Linked DNA regions of Mus musculus: region 1 is linked to region 2. Evidence: chromatin loops called from intact Hi-C (ENCODE). Cell type or tissue: left cerebral cortex. All regions are shown on one strand. Links, peaks and the distances in the headings refer to the core of each region. The heading gives the core; the rest is flanking DNA. Region 1 holds the start of Mir338 (microRNA 338). Region 2 overlaps Cep131 (centrosomal protein 131).

What was found. A loop is a pair of places that touch in the nucleus more often than their neighbours do. Peaks named below come from ENCODE experiments on the same cell type or tissue, not always from the same donor. Only the 100,000 strongest peaks of a DNase experiment are listed, where the experiment ranks them.
Region 1: it touches region 2 in a loop (2.3-fold over the local background); 11 of 42 quality-filtered maps call a loop at or near these places.

What each region holds. Positions count from the first base shown.
Region 1 is chr11:120,009,387-120,020,888 of GRCm38, reverse strand. It overlaps Aatk (apoptosis-associated tyrosine kinase), which reads left to right. Exons shown (of 14, transcript NM_001198785.1): 3 at 1,997-2,144; 4 at 4,082-4,161; 5 at 4,458-4,576; 6 at 4,696-4,783; 7 at 5,297-5,430; 8 at 7,155-7,239; 9 at 7,320-7,441; 10 at 8,017-8,166; 11 at 8,463-11,055; 12 at 11,135-11,282; 13 at 11,414-11,502. Mir338 (microRNA 338) reads left to right here and starts at 6,027; the gene lies at 6,027-6,124. Mir3065 (microRNA 3065) reads right to left here and starts at 6,122; the gene lies at 6,036-6,122. In left cerebral cortex, for the core only: CTCF peaks have their summits at 5,957, 7,587 (motif pointing left), 8,380 and 8,964 (motif pointing right); DNase peaks (open chromatin) are centred at 3,691, 7,583 and 8,784; H3K4me3 peaks cover 2,529 bases; H3K27ac peaks cover 7,167 bases.
Region 2 is chr11:120,074,450-120,085,951 of GRCm38, reverse strand. It overlaps Cep131 (centrosomal protein 131), which reads left to right. Exons shown (of 26, transcript NM_009734.3): 2 at 1,963-2,156; 3 at 4,614-4,708; 4 at 8,511-8,625; 5 at 8,912-9,033; 6 at 9,750-9,863; 7 at 10,242-10,388. The coding sequence starts at 1,980. Among named protein-coding and RNA genes, the nearest start is that of Cep131, 6.6 kb to the left of the region's middle. In left cerebral cortex, for the core only: no CTCF peak of the experiment used is centred there; DNase peaks (open chromatin) are centred at 3,019, 3,754, 5,074 and 5,471.

The sequences.
Region 1 (11,502 bases), core at 1,567-9,566, 65 kb after region 2:
CCTAGGAGGCTAGACCCCACAGCTGAGGCCTTCACTCCAGTGATGGAGGCCCTGCATCTTTCCAACCCAGTGGCCACCCTGCTGTCACACTGTGGTTCCAAACAAGAATGCAGGGCAGAAAGCACAGAGCTACCCACCCCCAGGAAGCGCCACCGGGAGCTGCGGGGGCTGCAGCCTTGTCTGTCAGCATATTGAGGCCTGGCCAGAGCCCTGGACATTCCCGCACCCACGTGGGGTTGCAGGCTGGGTAGGAGGTCAGGGTGGGAACAGGGCTTGTGGTCCAGCACAGAGCCAGCCTGTATCTTAGGGGTACCTCCTACTGGGTAACCTGCACCAAATGCTATTACCCTTTTGCAGAGTCCCAGTACCTGGTAGCACAGACCCCAGCCAAACTTGGGTGTTTAGTTCCTTAACAGCAGTGCAGTGTGCCCCCCTCCCTGGTGCCCCCACCCCAGGGGACAATCTCCCGACCTCCTGATTGTCAGCGCACAATGGGCTGGACAATCAAAGGAGAGTTGCATCCTGGAGGACCCTGAGGGCAGAACCTCAGGTCAGAGACGTGGGGGTGGGAAGCTAGGGCACAGCTTAGGCAGCCATTGTGTAGCAAGCCCCTCCTCAGGCGCTGAGAACAAGGCCCCACACAAGGACTGACAGCAGTCCCTCCCACCCTCGCCCTTCTCACCTCCTTGGGAACATGGTGCCCAGAACATTCCAGCACCAGTGTGCTTTGGTTGGAGGGTCACTGCCTCCTGCTTCCACAGCGAGCTCCCCACCGGGGCTGTTCTGGGCAGGGGCTGGATGCTAACCCTGTGCTACCTGATCGCCCGCTGTGCTGGGGGAACCCGGCTGGCTCTCTGGCAAGGGAAGGTAATGGTTGAAGCCAGAACTAATTCATACTACAAAGGGGGAAGCGGGCATCGCAGGCCCCAGCGTGTGGGGCTAGAGGACGTTCTAATGTGGTCTTTTAGGCTCCGGGGAGGAAGAGTTGCCACAGGTGTTAGAGGCTCTGCTCTCAGAATGCAGAGCTGGGCTAACCACTAGGAATGTAGGGCCACCCCCTTTACAGAAAGACAGATGACCTAGAAAAAGGTCCCCAGGGTATGTTTAGCCGTTTGTCCGCAGGAACGTGGCCCGGAGCGGGCAGCCAAGCTCCGGGTTTATGCCCAGTCCTCAGAGCCCAGTTTTCACCTGGGTGGGAGATGTGGCAGGGAGATTTGCCCGGTGCTGAGGACAAGCTGGCCTGGTTTCTGCTCTGTTCCTGTTTTGGTTTTGATGTGTTTGTTTGTGGTTCTAGGGCAAGTGTTCTTCCACGAGAAACCCTGTCCTTGTTTATGGCTGTGGCCTACCCCAGACTAATGCTGCTTGGAATGTGATCTAGATGGGGTGGGGTGGGGGTCGGGTGGTCTCTCCTAGGCTGATAGTCTTCAGAGTTAGCAGCCTGTCCCCAGAGTGATCTCCAGGGATGCAGGAGCAAGCTCTTAGGGTGCACTGGGGGGGGGGGGTGCAGGGCTGAGGGTACCCCACGGCATGCAGGCAGGCAGTGGAGGTGTGGATGAAGAACAAGTCCCTGGGTTCCTTGCTCCCTGCCCAGCTAGGGAAGAGGAACCGAATTACCTTCCCCGAGATGTGCAGTGAGCCCCTGCCTGTAAATCTGCTCTAAGCCATGGGGTGGCAGGGGGTGGGGGCAGGGAGGAGACCACTGACAGGGCCTATGAGGGGCTACTCTGCCTCTGTCCCTTTGAACTCTTTAGCCCTTCTCCAAGCAGGACTCAGCCTTGGGTTCCCAGCCCCACCTGGGCCTGAGGCCTTTGACCTCTGCTGAGATGGTGTCCCTGAGGAATTGGGGCCGGTGAACAGGTGGGGAATGGCCATGTGGCAGGGGCCCATGCTGTAGGCCTGTGTAAGTCAGGTTGAGTTTGGGGGTAAAGGGGCCTCTCCTAGCCTGCCTCCATTAGCCTGTGTCCTGCTCACCCACCCGTGCCGGCCCGACCCACAGGAGTTTGAGAATGCTGAAGGGGACGAGTATGTGGCCGACTTCTCGGAGCAGGGCTCCCCGGCTGCAGCTGCACAGACCGGCCCCGATGTGTATGTCCTGCCCCTCACCGAGGTCTCCTTACCCATGGCCAAGCAGCCGGGTCGCTCCGGTGAGTGGTGTGGGGTCGCTTGGGGCATGGGCACTGGGAAGCCGAGGTCTCCTGGCCGCATCTCAGGCTGAGCTGTGTTGGGAGGTGCGTGGAGCCCCTCTGGGACCCAGGCTTGAGAGTAGCCTTGTCTGTCGCTCCTCCACCCCAGGGGCTGCCATGAGGTAACTGGGGCAGGTGGCTCAGCACTCTGGATTATCCATCTACCTCTGTTCTTCCCAGACTCCTGCTCCTTTGTACCTGTAGGAATGTGGCCCCGTTGTCCCTACCAAACAGGCTACCCACACAGCATAGGGAACAAGAGAAGCATCAATGCCCACCCCCTTACCCCCAACCCAGGTGTAGGCAGGGCCTCTTCCCATAGCTTCCTTGCCCTGTCTGCCTCTCCCATTTGCCTTCCTTCCAGAGCCTCTCCCTGCACCACCACCACCCCCCTCCTCTTTAGAGGTGACGGGTAAATGCTGCCCTGGTCACCTTGGTGCCTGGGACTATGACTACCTCTACAACAGTCAGCTCTCAGGCCTTTACAGCCTGGAAGTTTCAGCTCAGGGCTGTCTCTTGTCCATCTGATGGCGCCAAGGACACCGCGGAAGGTTTCAAGTGGAGAGTGCGGTTGGCCCCATCCCTGTGGTGAAAAGCAGGCCGCTCTTAACCTTGGGCCAGCCCTCCCAGGCTCTCAACACAATGCTTCCCATCCAGGGCCCAGCCTGCATCAAAGTACCTGTTTGAGCCAATAGAGACTTAGATAAATGCTGCCCTGGTCGCCACCAGCCTGACCCAACCCTGAATGCATGGCTCTGTGGCCCATCGAGTCTCAAGGGAGTGAGCTCAAAAGTCAGGCAGGATCCAGACATGGACACGTTTACCCACTGGCTCAAAGGCCTGCAGGTGTCCTTAGCACCTCCTAGGAGGCAGGCTTGGCTATCTATGGCCAAGGACAGTGGGACAGGGACCCAGGAGAGGGCAAAGGTGCTTTTTGCACTGCTCAGCTCTGTTGTTTTTTGGGTTTTTTGGGGGGGGGGTGCATCTTCTTTCAAGGAGGGAGAAATTTGTGTGAGATGGGTCAGCCCACCTAAGCCGCCTCCTCTACCTCTAGCTCCTAACATACAAGCACTCTCCTGCCCCCTGTGCTTGCCCTGGGTTCTACTGTCAGGACCCTGAACCCACTCTGGGACAACTGAGGTCCTAGAGACCCCAGGGTTTCCACCAGGCATTTAGACAGATTAGGTTCAGGGTGTAAGTCTTGGGGGCACAGTGCCCGGTGAGACTCTTCCATGAGCTGGGCACCAAGCAGACTTAGTCCCCGAGGGCTGCCATCTTCCCTTGGGCGTCCCAGCAGCCCTGACCCCGGCCTTCTGGGCTATCAGCGTGGGAGCAGAATTCAGAGAATCCGAGGGGGCATGAGTGGGTGCAGTGAGCCCTGGCCCTTTCCTCTGCCCACGCTGACCCTTCTTCTCCTCTGACTTCACTCTGCCTGTCTCACAGGGAGAATGGAGCCAGTGTGTCCCGTACAGGGCTGTGCCAAGCAGCCCCCAACAAAGGCGGCTTTGCTGTGGTGGGGGTTTGAATGCCAGCCTGTGGCAGGGGTAGGGGGTTGGTTGCTCTGCTGTCCTCCCAGGCCTCGGCACCAGCTTCCTGCCTCATCCAAACGCCTTTCCAGGCCCTGCTGTTTGGGCTTGGCTTCTCCCTGTGGCTCTGCTCTGGGCATCCCCAGGCTTTGCCTGGATGGAGACTTGAGGTCCATAGCTCTGCTGACAGCAGCCACCCCAGAGCCTAAGAGACACTGGCCCTCGATGACAGCGCTCAAACCTGGCCTCCACTTTATTGAAGCTTCTTTGGCTGGGGAGCTTGGGAAAGCTCTCTGGGCTCTGGAGAGCGTGGTCGGGAAGATGGAGAGGGAGCGGTGGCTAAGCTGTGTCTGGATTTCTGTTCCACTCTAGTGCAACTTCTCAAGTCCACGGACCTGGGCCGGCACAGCCTCCTGTACTTAAAGGAGATTGGCCACGGCTGGTTTGGGAAGGTAAGCATGCCCCGGGGTGGCAGGAATGGCAAAGGGTGGACCCACTACTCCTGGGGATCCCCTAGGGAGGGGCTCTTTCTAACACCCGCCCCAGACTGGACCATGTACCTGATTCCTTTTTCCTCATTGTAGTCCCCAGGCAGTGAGAAAAGTAGGAGCCTTGTGGGTGGACTGGGGCTGAGGGTTCTAGCCAGAGCTTGGTGAGAAGTTGTATGACCATCTGAGGCCCTGGGCGCTAGATGGCTTTTCCTATGGAGACTGAAAGGGGACCTGGTGATGCCTGTCACATTTGGCAGGTGTTTTTGGGGGAGGTACACTCGGGCGTCAGTGGCACGCAGGTGGTGGTGAAGGAGCTGAAGGTGAGCGCCAGCGTGCAGGAGCAGATGCAGTTCCTGGAGGAGGCGCAGCCCTACAGGTGGGTGGTGTGGCGGGGGCGGGGTGGGGCCGGGCAGGGGAGCAGCACAGTGGGAGAAACTGAGGGCTATGGGACACCCTCTCCTGCCCTCCAACTTAAACACCCGTGGACTCTTCCAGGGCCCTGCAGCACAGCAACCTGCTCCAGTGCCTGGCCCAGTGTGCTGAAGTGACCCCCTACCTGCTGGTTATGGAGTTCTGTCCACTGGTAAGTGGTCCTCTCGGGGAGGTAGCTCTGTCTCTCCCGGTCCTGTTCTGTAGCTCATTGTTCCAAAGGGGAGTGGCTCCTCTCTTGCTCAGCCTCTTGGGGTCTTTTGTTATTTCTAAAGTAGAGTCCTGGTAGTCCTTGCTCTCCCTCAGAGGAGGTCTGCGGAGAGAAAGTGAGCCAGCAGCAGCAGGGGCAACACTGTGGGGTCTTGGATAGTTCAGCGAGAGGTGTCCTGGGACAGCCACAGGGCTCCCGAAGCTCCTGGGGCAGAGCCTGAGTTCTGGGTCTTCGTGTTGCCCCTTGGGCCCTTTACATGCACAGCTCTGGTGGCTGCTTATATGGAGGTCACTGTGCCAGAATTGAGACACAGGCTTTGCTGAAACAGCAGTGAACACTAGGGTTCACAGCTGATCCACAGGCCACCAGACCCAGGTTCTCTTGGTGTGGGTGGCAGACTTGTGATGGGCTGGTCGCTGCAGCTAGCAGGTGACTGTGTGCTCTCTCGTCCATCAGGGGGACCTCAAAGGTTATCTACGGAGCTGCCGGGTGACAGAGTCCATGGCGCCTGACCCACTTACCTTGCAGCGCATGGCGTGCGAGGTGGCGTGTGGCGTCTTGCATCTACATCGACACAACTATGTACACAGGTGAGGGCTAGCGAGACTAGCCAGGCTACAGCTACAAAGCCCCACTCCCCCAGGGCCTTAACCCTCACCATCACACGACCCTGTGCAGAAAAGTCACGGTGATCCCACGTTGTGGGCCTCATGAACTGGGTTCATCTAAAAATAGCCACTCTGCAGGGAACTTTATCATTCTTAGAACTGGGAAAACTAACTGGGCATGGTGGCTCACGCCTTTAATTGCAGCGCTTGGGAGGCAGAGGTAGGAGAATCTCTGTGAGTTCAAGTCCTGCTAGGTCTACCTAATGAACTCCAGAATAGCCAGGACTATGTAGCAGGACCATCTCAAAATGAAATAAATTGTGAAGACTTGGCATTTGAAACTCACCTTGCAGACAGTTAAATGAAGAAACCCATCCTGTCTACTAGAGCAGTCAGCCATACTTGGGCTCCATACCAACCCCAGCCTCTTTCCCTCAGGCCACAAAGGGAGTGGCTGGGCTGGCCCTGTAGTGGGAGGGGTGGCTCTCTCCTGCCTCTGGTGGCCAGGATGCCCAGCCTCCCATGAGCTGGGGGCACATGCTGGAAGAAGTGGCAACGGACAAGCGGCCCACCAGCTCCAACGCTGCACAGGCCGTCCTCCCCAACAATATCCTGGTGCTGAGTGGGTGCACAGTGACTCCAGCATCAGTGATTTTGTTGAAGAGGGCAGCTGCCAGCCTCCTGCCCTGCCTGCTGCCTAGCCCAGCTGCCCCACCCATAGGCATGGACCCAGGTCACCCCACCCTGTCCCCTGACACAGTCCTCCTGGGGTAGAGGCAGGCCAAGGTGGCCCCATCTACATCCAGAGATCTCTCAGCAGAACAGCCAGTATGGCAGATGAGGGTGCGTCCCGTGGCACTCTATTGTCCTGTACCCCAAACACCTGGGGGTGGGGCGCTATAGCCAAGCAAGAGTTATACAGAGCCTGGCATTCCAGGCTTCCCACTGAGTTGGTGATTTTTATCCTCCACACAAAGGGGCCTTTGTGGTCCATACTGTTCTAGACCTCGGCTCCAGCTTGTGTAGCAGGCCAGGCAGGGCTGCACTCTAGAACATGGGCTCTGACTGCTGGCAGGACCCTCTGAGACACTCCGGGCTTCGGTTTCTCCATCAGTTCTTACCTCCTGGGGACTGGGATGGTGGAGTGTAGTCGGAAGGGTGAGGGTCCTGAGAGGACACTGCAGACTCTCTGCTCCATGGCTTGTTGGCCCTTGTTGGGCAGATCAGACAGAGGGTGGAGCGGGTTAGGGCTCTGGTGCAGTTAGACAGCACTTTGCTGGGGGGGGGGGGTCGTCCTTGAGCATCTTTTGCCTGATTTTCACATGCATTGAAGTGCATTGAAAACCGGGCTTGGTGGCGCAAGCCTTTAATCCCAGCACTTGGGAGGCAGAGTCAGGAGGATTTCTGAGTTCGAGGCCAGCCTGGTCTACAAAATGAGTTCCAGGACAGCCAGGGCTACACAGAGAAACCCTGTCTGGAAAAAAAAGAAAAAAAAGAAGAAGAAGAAGTATTAGAAATGCATTGAAGTCCACACAGGTCTTCCAAAATAGCCAGTACAGGGTGTGGAGCCAGAACTTGGGCACAAGTGGGTGGCCCCTCAGACACCCCTTCCTGTCGGTCTGCCTGGCTGTGCCCGGGAGCCCAACCATTCCACCAGGGCTCACTCAGGCTGGCACACTCTGCTGACATTGCCTTCCACTCCGCAGTGACCTGGCCCTGAGGAACTGCCTGCTTACGGCTGACCTGACAGTGAAGGTTGGTGATTATGGCCTGTCGCATTGCAAATACAGGGTGAGTAAGGCCGTCAGGGCCCGTGTGCAGGGGCAGCTGCTGAGCGGAGCTCACTCCCATCCTGTCCCTGCGTGCTACAGGAAGACTATCTCGTGACCGCTGACCAGCTGTGGGTGCCGCTGCGCTGGATCGCGCCAGAGCTGGTGGACGAGGTTCACGGCAACCTGCTGGTGGTGGACCAGACCAAGAGCAGCAACGTGTGGTGAGCGCAGGCAGGGCTGCCGGGAGGGCCTTGGGATGCCGCCTCCCCAGATGGCGCTGGCGTCAGCTATTCTAGTGGGGATGCTGCCTTTCAGTTCTGCCCCCTGCTCCAGCATTTTGACTTCCTTCTCTGGCTAGGATTAGGGCTGCCACACAGGGAAAGTGTACTCATGCCTGCCACCTTGTGGCCATGAGAGGCACTTTACAGGCTACTTCGTTGATGATGGGTTCCTGAGGTTCCTATACTGGTGTGTGTGTGTGTGTGTGTGTGTGTGTGTGTGTGTGTGTGTGTGTAGGGGGGACTGCCTTGACAGTCAAGGGTATGGGGCCTTCAGGATAGGACCAACTGACACCCCCCCAATACTGGCACCATATTTTGGTTAAAAATCATCCTGAGATGCTGTTGAAGGCCACTTGTCCTTAAGGGATACAGGATTCTGCCTTGCATCTGTGCCTCTAGAGAGGGGCGGCTGTGGCGTAGTGAGGTCCAGTCCCAGAGAGGCTGACATGATGACAGGTGTTCAGGGATTCTGTGCAGTCATGCTCAGCCACGTGTCACTGTGGTTGCTCCCGCAGGTCCCTGGGTGTGACCATCTGGGAGCTTTTCGAGTTGGGTGCGCAGCCGTACCCCCAGCACTCGGACGGGCAGGTGCTGGCTTACGCCGTCCGGGAGCAGCAGCTTAAGTTGCCCAAGCCCCAGCTGCAGCTGGCTCTATCTGATCGATGGTGAGGACCCCACCCCCCTGGGCAGGCAGGCCAGAGGGGCACAGGGGGCTGAGCCCTACAGCCTGGGGCTGCTCGGTCCACCTCTACAGGGCTTCTGGGTCTCTGCAGCCTGAACTACCCTAATTCAGGGCCCTTCCCAGGCCTCTGGGCCTGCCTTGGGAGATTGCCTTGACTGCCCCTAGTGTTCCCAGGGTACTCTGAGCATGGGGGAACGGACTGTCCCCGGAGGGCAGGTTATACTCCGGCCAGCGTGCCTCTGGATATGGCCAGGGCCACCCATGAGGGCCTCCCGGCAGGTACGAGGTGATGCAGTTCTGCTGGCTGCAGCCAGAGCAGAGGCCCACAGCTGAAGAGGTTCATCTACTGCTGTCCTACTTGTGTGCTAAGGGCACCACAGAATTGGAGGAGGAGTTTGAGCGGCGCTGGCGCTCCCTGCGGCCCGGGGGCAGCACGGGCCTGGGCTCGGGTTCTGCAGCCCCAGCAGCTGCCACCGCCGCCTCCGCGGAGCTCACCGCTGCCTCGTCTTTCCCGCTGCTGGAGCGGTTCACCAGCGACGGCTTTCACGTGGACAGTGATGACGTGCTGACGGTCACGGAGACAAGCCACGGCCTCAACTTTGAATACAAGTGGGAGGCTGGCTGTGGCGCTGAGGAGTACCCACCCTCGGGGGCTGCATCAAGCCCAGGCTCGGCAGCGCGCCTGCAGGAGTTGTGCGCGCCTGACAGTTCACCGCCGGGTGTGGTGCCAGTCCTCAGTGCCCACAGCCCCTCAGTGGGTAGCGAGTACTTCATCCGCCTGGAGGGGGCAGTGCCTGCTGCTGGCCACGATCCAGACTGTGCCGGCTGCGCTCCCAGCCCCCAGGCTGTGACTGACCAGGACAATAACTCTGAGGAGAGCACTGTTGCGTCCCTTGCCATGGAGCCATTGCTGGGCCATGCACCCCCAACTGAGGGTCTGTGGGGCCCCTGTGACCACCATTCACATAGGAGGCAAGGGTCACCCTGTCCCTCACGCTCACCCTCTCCTGGGACCCCGATGTTGCCAGCTGAAGACATAGACTGGGGTGTGGCTACCTTCTGCCCGCCCTTCTTTGATGACCCACTGGGTGCATCTCCCTCGGGGAGTCCTGGGGCCCAGCCCTCCCCCAGTGATGAGGAGCCAGAGGAGGGGAAGGTGGGGTTGGCCGCTCAGTGTGGACACTGGAGCTCTAACATGTCAGCTAACAACAACAGTGCCAGTCGCGACCCAGAATCCTGGGATCCTGGCTATGTTAGCAGCTTCACAGACAGCTACAGGGACGACTGCTCCAGCTTAGAGCAGACCCCTCGAGCCTCCCCTGAGGTGGGCCATCTCCTGTCCCAGGAGGATCCCAGAGATTTTCTCCCTGGGCTAGTAGCAGTCTCCCCTGGTCAGGAGCCAAGCCGTCCCTTCAACCTGCTCCCCCTGTGTCCTGCCAAAGGCCTGGCACCTGCTGCCTGCCTCATCACATCCCCTTGGACAGAGGGAGCTGTGGGTGGGGCTGAGAACCCCATTGTGGAACCCAAACTTGCCCAGGAGGCTGAGGGATCTGCTGAACCCCAGCTACCCCTTCCTTCCGTCCCCTCCCCATCCTGTGAAGGAGCCTCACTTCCCTCGGAGGAGGCAAGCGCTCCTGACATCCTACCTGCCTCACCCACACCCGCTGCTGGCAGCTGGGTGACCGTCCCTGAGCCAGCCCCCACCCTGGAGAGCAGCGGCAGTTCTCTGGGGCAAGAGGCACCCAGCAGCGAGGACGAAGACACGACCGAGGCAACATCAGGAGTCTTCACCGACCTGTCCAGTGACGGCCCACACACGGAGAAGTCAGGCATAGTACCAGCCTTGCGCAGTCTGCAGAAGCAGGTGGGGACCCCTGACTCCCTGGACTCTCTGGACATACCGTCCTCAGCCAGTGATGGTGGCTGTGAGGTCTTAAGCCCATCAGCTGCTGGTCCACCTGGCGGGCAGCCCCGTGCCGTGGACAGTGGCTATGATACAGAGAACTATGAGTCTCCTGAGTTTGTGCTCAAGGAGGCCCATGAGTCGAGTGAGCCTGAGGCCTTTGGGGAGCCAGCCTCAGAGGGTGAGAGCCCAGGGCCCGATCCTCTGCTCTCTGTCTCCCTTGGTGGCCTCAGCAAGAAGAGCCCCTACCGAGACTCTGCCTACTTTTCAGACCTGGATGCCGAGTCCGAACCCACCTTTGGCCCTGAGAAGCACAGTGGGATCCAGGACTCCCAAAAGGAGCAAGACCTGAGGAGCCCACCTAGCCCAGGGCATCAGTCTGTGCAGGCTTTTCCCAGGTCTGCAGTGTCCAGCGAGGTGCTGTCCCCTCCACAGCAGTCAGAGGAGCCCTTGCCAGAAGTCCCCAGGCCAGAGCCTCTCGGGGCTCAAGGCCCAGTTGGAGTGCAGCCTGTGCCCGGCCCAAGTCATTCCAAATGTTTCCCGCTGACCTCCGTTCCACTGATCTCAGAAGGCAGTGGCACGGAGCCCCAGGGTCCCTCAGGACAGCTGTCAGGGCGAGCCCAGCAGGGGCAGATGGGCAATCCTAGCACACCCAGATCCCCGCTCTGCCTGGCCCTGCCTGGCCACCCCGGGGCTTTGGAGGGCCGGCCGGAGGAGGATGAGGACACCGAGGACAGCGAGGAGTCTGATGAGGAGCTCCGGTGCTACAGCGTCCAGGAGCCCAGTGAGGACAGCGAGGAGGAGCCGCCAGCGGTGCCCGTGGTGGTGGCTGAGAGCCAGAGTGCCCGAAATCTACGCAGCCTGCTGAAGATGCCCAGCCTGCTGTCAGAGGCCTTCTGTGACGACCTGGAGCGCAAGAAGAAGGCTGTGTCCTTCTTCGATGATGTCACGGTCTACCTCTTTGACCAGGTGGGCTGCTGCTTTGGGTATACACAGAGCTGGGGGAGGTTGGGCGGCTCGAGTCACACACTATGCTCTGTCCCTCCAGGAAAGCCCCACCCGAGAGACTGGGGAGCCCTTTCCCAGCACAAAGGAATCACTCCCTACGTTCCTGGAGGGTGGCCCCAGCTCACCCAGTGCCACCGGCCTGCCACTGCGGGCTGGCCACTCTCCTGACAGCTCTGCTCCTGAACCAGGTGAGCCAGGTTTTGGGGGCCAGAGAGTGACATCACTGTCACGGAAGGTCTGGATTCAAGACGCCATATCATCTTAAGTGGGGGCTGGGGTGGGTCACATAACAGAAGTGACTTTCTGGTCCGACCTGCAGGCAGTAGGTTCGAATGGGATGGTGATTTCCCGTTGGTGCCCGGCAAGGCTGCTTTGGTGACTGAGCTGGATCCTGCTGACCCTGTCCTG
Region 2 (11,502 bases), core at 1,982-9,981:
TGTGTGGTCCCTGTCCTCTCAAGGGAGTCCTAGAGAAAGCAAAACAGTTGGTAGAAGAAAAGCTGATGGTGCTGTGGAGGCAGGGGGATTGCAGATGCAGTGGTGTGCTAGGATGCACTGCCAAGATTTGAGGAACAGCAGGGAGGGAGGCAGGCTTAGTTAATGCACAATGAAGTGCTTATAGAAAACAGGGTCAGAGCTGGACTTCTCAGGTACTCAGATTTACTCTGCCATCCTGAGAAGCCATTTCCCCTGTGGGTATAACCTGAGCTGAGAGCAGTGTGGAAGTATTGGGTGATGTGAGCACGGGCCCTGGCCGGATAGCCTGCTGTACTTGTGCAAAGCTCAGGGATGGAGAGGGTGTATAAAGGAGAGAGTCTGGGGCAGAGTTCAGGGCGTCTTGGGCTTTCAGGGATGAGAAGAGCCAGTGGGAGACTGCAAGAGAGAGCACCCTGCAAGGGAGGTATCAGGGTGCCTCTGAAACAAGAGAACAGCTGCCAGGTCCCCGGAGTTCATGGATGCTCTGTGGTGACGCAGGGACTTGGGAGTCCACATCCTACTAGGGTAGCTTGAAGCTGTTGCAGGATCTCCAGGATCCAACCTCAAAGCCACATGTACCTCAGGATAGCCCAGGAAGATGCACTTTTTTTTTAATGTAGAGAATGTCCTAGGGCTGGGGTGAATGGCAGAGCCAGGCTCACAGCCACCACTGCCTGCTGCTAGCACCCTCTGGGATCGCTGACCCCCAGCTACTCACAGCTCACCATTTAGAGCCCAGCGTAGGGTTTAGAACAATCTTGTCTTCTCGTGCTCCTGGCAGAGCTCCTCCATCCCCAGTGGTGGCTTCTGAGAGTTTTGGTGGCAGGTAGACCCACACGTCCAGAGTGAGTGGAGATTGTGAGTGCAAGGGGTGAGATTCCTCCATGGTATCTTGTCTCCCCCACCTCGTTCTCCCACTTCCCTTCCTCTACCAACTCCTCTTCCTTTTTTTTTTTTTTTTTTTGGTTTTTTTCTTGAGACAGGGTTTCTCTGTATGGCCCTGGCTGTCCTGGAACTCACTTGGTAGACCAGGCTGGCCTTGAACTCAGAAATCTGCCTGCCTCTGCCTCCCAAGTGCTGGGATTAAAGGCGTGCGCCACCACCGCCCGGCTCTTTGTTTCTTGAGACAGGGTTTCTCTATGTAGCCCTGGCTGTCCTAGAACTCCCTCTGTAGACCAGGATGGCCTCAGAACTCAAGAGATCTGCCTGCCTCTGCCTCCCAAGTGCTGGGATTAAAAGTGAGCCAGTACTGCCCATGAGAAGGGCCGGGGGGGAGGGGTGGCTGCCCACAGCCCAGGGCCTGTCCCTCTGTCGCTATTGAATACTTGGATACAGTTCAAGAAGAGTAAAAGGCACAAATAAGCCAGGTGTTTTTGCACATCTTTAATGCCAGCACTCCGGAGACAGAGAGGTAGGTAGATCTCTGTGAGTTTTGAGCCAGCCTGGTCTATAGAGTGAGTTCCAGACAGGATAGCCAGGTCTGTACAATGAAACCCTAAAACCCTGTCTTGAAAAAAAAAATATATATATATATATATATATTTAAATCTATGTGTGTATATGTCTGTATACCAACAGAGGCCAAAAGAGAGTGTCAGATCCCCTGGAGCTGGAGTTACAGGCAGTTGTGGGCCACTGCTATGGGTACTAGGAACCAAGTCCTGTCCCTCTAGAAGAGCAGCAAACACCCTTAACTACTTGGTTATCTCTCTAAGCTTCATTCCCATCTCATGTAGCCCAGGATGGCCTTGAATGCACTATCTATCTGAGAACGGTCTTGAGTCTGGTCCTTCTGCCTCCACCTTCTGAGTTCCAGGATTGCACACATACACTGCCACACCTAGTTTATACCATGCTGAAGACTGGACGGAGCTGTATCCTCAGCCCTGCGGTGTCTTATTGCGTCTCTCATTTCCTTTTCAGGGTTAGCCTGGTCCACCATGAAAGGTTCACGGACCATCACTGCCACTCCTGAAGGCAGTCCAGAAGCTGTGGACTTGAGTCTGATTGGCCTCCCTCCGCCCATGTCCCAGCGGCCCGGCAGTGCCTCTGCCACAAGGTCTATTTTCCGTTCCATGTCTGTGGCTACAGGCAGCGAGCCAAGAAAAAAGGCACTGGTGAGTGTGGGTCTGGGACCCTCTTGGGGTGGCATCTAGTCCCTGGTAACAGTTCCTCACAAGAGCGTTTATCTCATATTCATGGTCATGCTCCTGTGGGCAGTAGACCACGCAAGCCACGTGAGCTGTGCTGTGGCAAATCCAGACCCTTCTGGCATCCGGCTTTCCCCTCCTGTCCCACTGTATTTAGGCTTCTTGGGTTCTTCAAAGCTACCCTTCTAGAAACTGGGTGGGCAGCAGATGGGCAGGGAGGGCTTTGGGGAGGGCTGTCTTTCCTTTCCCAGCCTACCTCTGTGGGGCATGAATCAGAAATGTCACTCAGAAATTCATGGTGTGGACATGAGGGGTCAAGCTGGACTCCCGCCCACCTCCACCCCACCCCCACTCGCTCTGGCCTTACTAATTTTATGTATATGAGTACCCCATTGCTGTCTTCAGACACCAGAAGAGGGCATCGAATCCCATTACAGATGGTTGTGAGCCACCATATGGTTGCTGAGAATTGAACTCAGGACCTCTGGAAGAGCATTCGGTGCTCTTAACCACTGAACCATCTCTCCAGCCCCAAGCTGGGCTCCTGTAACCCAAAGCTACTCTCTGCTAGGCATTCCCTGGCCAGGCCCAGAAAGGAAGCAAGTACTTTGTGGGCCAGGGCTGTGCCTGAATCTAGCCTGAACTTCTAAAGCAGGGAGGAACCTGGGTGAGACCTGCATGCTGCCTGTCCTCTGCGACTCTGCCCGAGAAGCAGGTCCTTGCTGAGGGTGAAGGGCTGGTTGGTGTCTGAGCTTGCTTTCTTGACAAAAGGCCCACCTCCTCCTTCTTCCTGAAAAAGTGTGTCAGGCGGTGTAGCCCTCCATTGCTCAGGGTGCATTCTGGGACAGAGATAGCGAGGTGGTAAAGAACAGAAGTAGCAAGACGGTAAAGGACAGAGGTAGCAAAAAACGGTAAGGGACATTTGGTACAGACAAATTGCCGCAGCGAGCCAGCCATCTGCCTCAGCCGAGGGACGGACAGCTCAGACTAGCGTGAGTCTCAGCTCCGCCCTCTGTGACCCCAGCCTTGCTCTTGAGTTGCTGTTTCTTATCCTGTGTGGATCCCTCCACTGCACCGAAGCCCTAAGCAAGGAGGGCAGCCAGGCCTATGCGCGTGGACCAAAGATCTGCTGCTGCACCCCTGCTGCACGGAAGCTTGGGCTCCCTCTGTGGCTCCCTGGACACAGCCACCTCTCGCAGGCCTCCTGCTGAGAGCAGTTCTATCATCTCAGTTTTTCCTTCAGTGGCAGCTCGTGTGGCTGAGTTCTGGGTGGGGGAAGCTGCCAAGTCCTCTCTCCTCGGGACTCCTCGCTGGGATCGGTGCGGCTGTTTGTCTTGTAGGATGATGCTACCCTGCTATACTTAATGAAAGAACAGTCCACCGGGCCGGGACCTCCTGTGGGCGGGGCCTCATTTTACTGCTGGTCCTTGTCACTGTTTGACCTCATTGGGGTCCTGAAGGGCATTTGCTCTGGGCAGGCCTCTAAATCTCAAGAGACCGGACTTGTCATTGGAGCAGATGCCCCACATATGACAGTGAAGCGGGCATGCTTTGTCTCGGGAGGATGGGGGCGTGGGACAGGGAGAGGGTCTATCCTGGGCTGATGACGCTGAGCCTTTGCACAGATGGAGTCTAAGGTTCTTAGCTCACGCTCTCATTTATCTGATGAGCACTTGATCACCTTCCGTGAGCACAGGAGCCACCTTTATCCCTTTCCTCAGCGTGGAGAATATAAAACTGCCATCAGAAAAATGGGGGAAAGGAAAGGGCACCCCTGAGCCGTCACTGACCCCGTGGCAGTTGATGTATTTAACAATTCCACATTAAGAGTAGTGGTGCACAGCCGGGCGTGGTGGCGCACACCTTTAATCCCAGCACTTGAGAGGTAGAGGCAGGCAGATTTCTGAGTTCGAGGCCAGCCTGGTCTACAAAGTAAGTTCCAGGACAGCCAAGGCTACACAGAGAAACCCTGTCTCGAAAAACAAACAAACAAACAGAGTAGATGATCAGATGTGCCGCTGTTTAAAGTGCAGAGGGCCAAAGAAGGGAGAGACAAGCCTGCTGCTAAGGTTCACACCTGCTGCCTCTGGCCTGCAGGCGGCCCGTGCTCCGCTGTGCCCACTTCATCTCCTGTTCCCTGTGATGCATCGCATCCACTGCCTGAGAACACTAGGCCAGCTGTTGATGACCACAGTGACAGAGCGAACAGTTCCTCGCTGGGCCCTCCCCCACTGCAGGGGTGAGGGGCTCCCCACTTTGTGCAGAACACCTAGGTTCTCAGAGGCTGGGCCCTGCCCCCCCCCCCTCACTGTCCATGTGCCACCAAGAGCCTCCCAGCTTGTTTGGAATCCAGTGATTTCTCTAAGGCCTGGCCTGGTGTCTGAGGCCTTCTCTGCTAAGCAGGCTCTTTTTTCCCTTCTGAAGGAGGCCACTGGACCTGGAGGCCCCCGAGCTATCAACAATCTTCGAAGATCTAACAGCACTACACAGGTCAACCAGTCATGGACGGGCTCCCCCAGGTAACCTACTGTGACTCCCGGTCCCCCTCAACCTCTCGAGGTGGTCTTGTTCCATCAGGTAACTCCAGCCTCCCTTCTCCTCCCTCCCTAGCCCTTCCTGCAGCTCTGTCCATTGTGGTCTCTGCTGGGCAGTGGGATCTGGGGGCTCCTCCCTTAGGAAAATAGGGACTGCACTTCTACCACACGCAGACAGAGCCTCAGCGCCTGGGGTATGCACTCAGGACGTCTACTCTGCCAAATTACTGGTGACTGAAAATGCAGGACGCACTTGAGGTGTGGGGTGTACACGTGTGACGGTGCTAGAAGTTGGGTGTATACGGGGGCTGTAAATGCACATGGCCGTGGCATATGGATTTGTGGGCTGTGCTTCATGTGTGGCGTGTATTATGGAGTATTTGTAGTTTGTGGTTGTGTGATATGGATGCTGTGTACTATGGGTATGCAGGTATGTGGTGTGCGGAGAGGATTTGGTGCATATAGCATGCATGCGTGCACGTGTATGTGTGTGTCTGTCTCTGTGTGTGTATGTGTGGTGTGGTGCGTGCGTGCATGTATGTATGTATATGTGTGTCTGTGTGTGTCTGTGCAGTGTAGTTATGCTTATTAATGATATCCAGGAAACCCTTTGTAGATGTATCTGCCTATGGGAGAGCAGGCCTAGTTCTGTTAGCAGTTAAATGTCTTAGATCTTTCTCTTGGCTCTGATCAAGTACCCTGACAAAAGCCATCTGGAGAAGAACTTGCTTATTCTGAATCACACTGCAGTCTGTCACTGCAGTGAAGTCACCACAGCCGGAGCGGGAAGCTGCTGGTCACCTCTGCAGTGGAGGAGGGTAATGGTTGTGTCCTTCTCAGCTCGCTTCCTCCATGGATCCCAATCAAGGAATGGTGCTGGCCACGTGGGGAAGAAAGAGCGGGCATGCCTTCCCACCTCAAATTAACGGATCACAGAGTCATGCTGAGAGACCAGTTCCTGAATGATTGTAGATCTTGTTAAACTGACAAAACCCAGTGCAGCTCCAACCCTTATTAGCTTGGTACCCAAATACATTGCTCTGAAGTCACAACCTCCCACTCCTTATTCTCTCAGGCTCCTGACCATGTTATAATAGAAAATACTTTTAGTCCAACTTAAAAGTCTCTGTAGTCTGTCACAGTTAGCTCCTATTTTTTTTTAAAAAGTATGTTTATTTAATACATCAGAGCCCAGAATAAGATTCATATTCTAAAATTGAAGAAAAGGGCACAGCAAAGAACAGGGCAAGTCTTTGTCAACCAAATCTGGCACTGGGGGCTCATAATGTATTCAGTTGGGCTCCAAAAGGCTTGGTTCCCCATATACATTCTGGAGTCCAGACTGCAACCTGGTCTTCCCCTTGACAGCTTCCTGCATTGCTTGCTCTAGTGTCCCATGCAGCCTCACTACACGCAGCCTCCCTGACCCTATGGTAACTCTTGCAGTCTGCATGCTGTGATAGTACCAGCACCATGTGGACAGCACCAAGCCCTGCCAGCCCTTGGTGTATCTGGGCATCACGGGGTCATGGGTATAGTGCTGCTACATTGGAGCCTCAGCAGCCGAAGCAGAACAATGTTGCCCTTGCTGGTCATGGAGCAGGGCATCTCTGGGGCTCTGCAGGCCTTTTGTGAGCAGTTACATGGGTGCTGGGAACCCAACTTGGGTTATAAAATGGCACTGCTTATATAGCCCGCAGGTGACGTTTCAGCACCTGATGTGGCGTGACAGCTCCTGATTCGTTGCTCGCCCATCACCCCATTACTACACCGCGAGATGGGCAGTGACTAGGCGTGAGTTCACTCTTGCACTTGCGCATAAGGCTTGTTTATTAGTTAAGCACAGTGGAAACCAGCGCCATCTTATAATGGCGATTGCTCACGGCATGCACGCGATTGCTCGTGGCATGGCTCTCCACATCTCCCCCTTTTTATTTTATTAAAATTTGAGGCTGGTCTAGGTCTCTGCAGTCATGTCCATCTGCTGTGGCTCCTGTCTTAGGTCATTCCTCCAATGTCACAGATTCAACCATGGCACTCTGGCTTGATGCGGTGCTGTGGCCCTGTGGAGGGCCTCATGTCCTGTCTTCTGCCCCTGTGTCTTACTGTGCTGGCCCCAAGCTGTCTCCTGTCTCTCCGAAGCCATGCAAGGATGACACTTGCCAGACGAGAGCTCTTCAGTATGGGCCCTCTGGTCCTCATTTCTTTGTGACTTTTTCATAAGTTCTGCCAACTTCCACCAACCCCAGTGTCCATGAGAGTCTTGCATATTTCTTGCTAGGTTGTCTAGGGCCTCACAGTCCTTATGCTGGGGCTTCGTCCCCATTTCTGATGGGTTTCAGTGTTGACCCTGGCCCGGTAGCCTTCCTGGATTTTAGTACTGCATTGTGTCTAGCTTCTTCACCATTTGTGAATCAGGACAAGTCCTTCCCCTTCTACCTCCCTGCCTTCCATGTTCAGGCACACTGAGCCTACCCCCTCCACAGGAAAGTGGATTTTGCGGTACTTTCTTCTGTGGCCCACTAACATGGCTGGTGATGCCAACACTGTACCTTGGCCATTGTCAGGGCGATGGGTGAAGCCTGTAACGGTGTGGAGTCTATCAGAGTGGCAGTCTTGCCAGGGATATGTCTGGGCTGAGAAGAGACATCAGGGAACTGACTGCCTATCATCCTCCCCTTTCTCTCCTAGAGAGTGTGGAGATGGCAGCCCAGAGCCAGGAATGCCAACAGTCCCTGGCCTACACTTCGTGTCCCATCCCGCTCACATCTCAAGAACAGCTCAGAGATTTGCTCATTTGTTGGTGCTAGAGACGGAGCCCAGTGCCATGCACACACTAGGCAAGCACCCACTCTGCTGCTGAGCCAGATCGTGGCCCATTCAATATTGTCAGCTCAGCCAGCGTCATGGCCCCGTCTGGGGCGTTCCTCACCCCATGGCTGCTAAGGTTCACTGTGTCCTCCACCAGCCTGCATTCTGTCCCTGTGGATCTGCCTGCTCTGGACATTTCTTATAATGAGAATGAGATACTGTGTGGCCTCCTGTATGTGGCCCTCTGCCTGAGCATGCTTTCAAGGCTCACTGTGTGACATTGTTTCACTCGGGCATGATGCTGGGCCTCATGGCCCTGTGCACAGTTTGCTAGCTGCCAGAGCTTCCTGCCTCACACGGGACATTGCTCCAGGCTCTCTCACTCCATCAGGTTCAGACCTTGGGCATAGTATGTCTGTGGCCCCCTGGGGGAGTTCCTGCCATCTAGCTGATCTTCCTTGTTGCCTCTGACTTTCTTGAGCTGACTCGTATGTGGCTCTTTGTGTGTAGGGGAATGAGGGTAATGGCAGTAACTGGTAGCCACATGTCTTAAGGCCTTTGATCCTCAGGCTCATTATAGCTACCCAGACTTCCAAACCTTGTCCCACTGAGGCATCTCTGCCAGTTAGGAATGTATGTCAGGGTTAAGAAACATTTTTTATGTATATAATGTTTGCTTATATACCTATATGTACACCATATGTGTACCTGCTGCCCTCAGAGGCCAGAAGAAGGTGTCATATCCTCTAAAAATGCTGTTACATAGGGTTGTGAGCCTCTGTGTAGGTGCAGGGAACCAAACTGGGTCCTGTGCTAGAGCAGCAAGTGCTCTCAGCCTGAGCCAACTCTCCAGCCTCCAAGAAACATTCACCATGTCCTGGAGTCATGCCCTCTTGCCTTCTGTAGAGCACCCGCCTGTCTTCCTTCCTGGCATCCCTAGCCCTTGACTTTGTGTGCATACTTCTCTCTGACACAGGCCAGCAGAGCCCACCGACTTCCTGATGCTCTTTGAGGGCAGCACCAGTGGGAGAAGAAGGGTGGCCAGTCTTAGCAAGGCATCCAGTGAGAAGGAAGCCACGTGGAACGTCCTGGTAAGGGGGTGTGTGAGGCAGCCATGAGTCCTGGTGTTCCTGCCAGATCACCATCAGGCTCCTTCTACATCCTTCCTGCCTAGAGAGGCAGCTGTTGCGGGGTGGGGTGGGGTGGGGTGGGGTGGGGTGGGGTGGGGGGAGGGTGTCCCAGGCTTGCTGAGCTTTGGTCCTGACACTGGTCCCTTGGGGCATAGCATCTGCTGCCTCATGACACATAAGGGCCTGCTGTTGGTATTGGGCTGTGCTCCTAGTGTTCCAGGCTGTGAAGTATCCGTGTGATCCACAGGATGAGCAGCCCAGGGGCTTGGCTTTGCCAGCCAGTGCTCAGAGTCCCAGCACCCTTGACTCTGCCTTGGGCCCACGGAGGAAGGAGTGTCCTCTGGCACCCAGCTTCACCGCTAACAACAGGTATTGTCCCACCACACACACCTGGTCCCAGGAGACTCTTTGTCTTTTATGTAGCTGGATTCAGCTACTTTGTACTGAGTGGAGAAGTCAAACTAATGGCTTTCCCCTCAGCCAAAGAGAATCCTTGTAAGGTGGTAGCTTGCACAAAAGGGACCTGTGGCCACTGTTTAGACAGTATCAGTGGTCAGCTCAACAAGCCTCCTGGCCTCCTGGAAGGCTCTTCTCCCTTGGAGGAGCCTTTTTTCTAGATGCCTGAGTCAACCAGCTGAACTTCTCAGAAACGTCAGGTCCAGGAGTTTCCTCCAGGCCAGCTGTATCTGACTTGAATGGTTCGTTTGGGGGGTGAGCCCATGTCAGAGCTGTGCTTGTCACTCTTGGGGACAGGACAGATCACAGCATGTCAGAGAGCAGTGACCAGCATGGCAGGCAGGAGCTGGTGCTGTGGCCTCACTAATAGACCAGGAGAAGCCACTGGAGCAAGCAAGGCTCTGGGCCATTTCCAGAGCATTTCCAAAACATCCCTTGACCTTGGGGGCAGTGACATCATCCACTTTGGGTGCAGGAAAGGGCTGTTGGCCGCTGGAGTCCTGGCCATGGACTCCCAGGGGCACTTGGTCATTGCCATAGTATGCACTGAGAGTTTTTATGGCAGCGTGTGCCACAAACCAAACCTGATTGTTTCCTCCAGCCCCACTCCTTCCTGGTCTCTCTGACAGGAGCAACAAAGGTGCTGTGGGCAACTGTGTCACCACCATGGTGCATAACCACTATGCCTCCTCGAAGATGGTGTCGCCCCCCAAGAGCTCCAACCAGACAGCCCCCTCCCTCAAGTAAGGCCTGTTCGAATGCACACAGGAAGCATGTGGCCCGGGGAGGGACGCAGGCAGGCTGGGCCCTGAAGGAAGCTCCTGTACACACACAGAACCACGTGCCATAGTTGGGGTAACTGGAGCCCTATACCCCATCTGTCTGCTTCTAGACTTCTGTACTGAGAACCTCTTTCTGTTTATAAAATGTAAAGGACATTTACACAGGTGCCAGGCAATGGGACTTTGGGGTACAGGTAGTTCTAGGGGCCAGCAAGGTGGAGGTGAAAGGTCAACCTTGCACCATGGTTCGTGGGCCTCCTCCAGGCTTAGAACCAGGGCATGGGTCGGGGACCCTGCCTAGAGCTGTGGACACAGTTAGGCTTCTCTTTGTCTCATCAGCAATATTGTGAAGGCAGCAGCCCGTGAGGGAGGTGAGGGCAGCGACTTGGGGAAGCCTCGGAAGAATTTGTCCAGTGCCAGTCAGTCCGCTCGAGGCACTACCGGCCTGCTGAGGCGGAGGGAGGTGACTGAAGAGGAAGCCGAGAGGTGACTGTTCTCAGGGAGTTGTGGGGCCAGGGGCTTGGGACCTATGACTCTAACAGTTGGTTTTTAGACAACATGAATGGGAGGGCCACACTCGCTGAGACTCCATGTGTCTAAAACGCAAGGGCAAGATGGTTATATGGGGGAGGGGCTGTAGTTGCTTGGGGCGTGACAGGAACCAGGACACCACAGGGATTGTTCTCTGAGGGTGGTGGGAATGTTCTAGAATTGGATTGTGCTGATGGACGCACAGCCCTGTAAATCTGCCTCAGAAAGCATTGAATTGTATGCCACAAACGGGAGGGTTTTATAGCACGGTAATTATACCTCCGTGAAACTGGTGATTAAAAACACATTTAGCAGAAAGAAGATAAAAGACTGAGGAGAACAAACACCTGCCTGTGGGGCTGCAGCGGTGGGCACAGGCACAGGCGGGGCCTTCCTGGCTACCATGGGTGAGGCTGCCCTTGACAGTGCCCTCTGGGGCGGCAGCGGTGGGCACAGGCACAGGTGGGGCCTTCAGTGGCTACCATGGTGGCTCCTTGCCAGGCCCCATTAGCAGGTGAATAGCTGCATTGAGGGCTTCCCTGGTCTGGTCCAACCAGACCACCCACCTGGCCTGTGACTTCCTGGGCTGAGTATGGGGAGAGGTCCTGCCATAGACAGTGGGAGGGGGGGAACTGGAGGCAAGGCCAGGAGCCGTCAGCTCCCCAGAGCCCCATCTTGGTGCTTCTCTGGATGGGCCTCATTGCAGAGCCAGGGCACTATGGCAGGCAGCCGGAGGTACTTGGTCCCCTGTCGTTACCCTCCGCAACGATCTGTTCACAGCCCTTCTAGTCAGGGTTGAGGGGTTTGGTTTAATCAGCTTTGTTGAGTTATTATTTGTTTTCTTGCAGTTCTGGGATGGGACCCAGAGGTTTGCAAGGTTTACCACTAGGCTCTCTTCCCCAGACCACTGGGTTTAGTTTAAAATGTACCCACTTGACAAATGTTATGTGGTCGCACACGCTAACATTCCCAGCACGTGGGTAGCAGAGGTAGGAGAACCAGTAGTTCTAGACTATCCTCAGGTACATGGTGAATCTGAGGCCAGAGTGGAATGTGTGACACTCTGGCT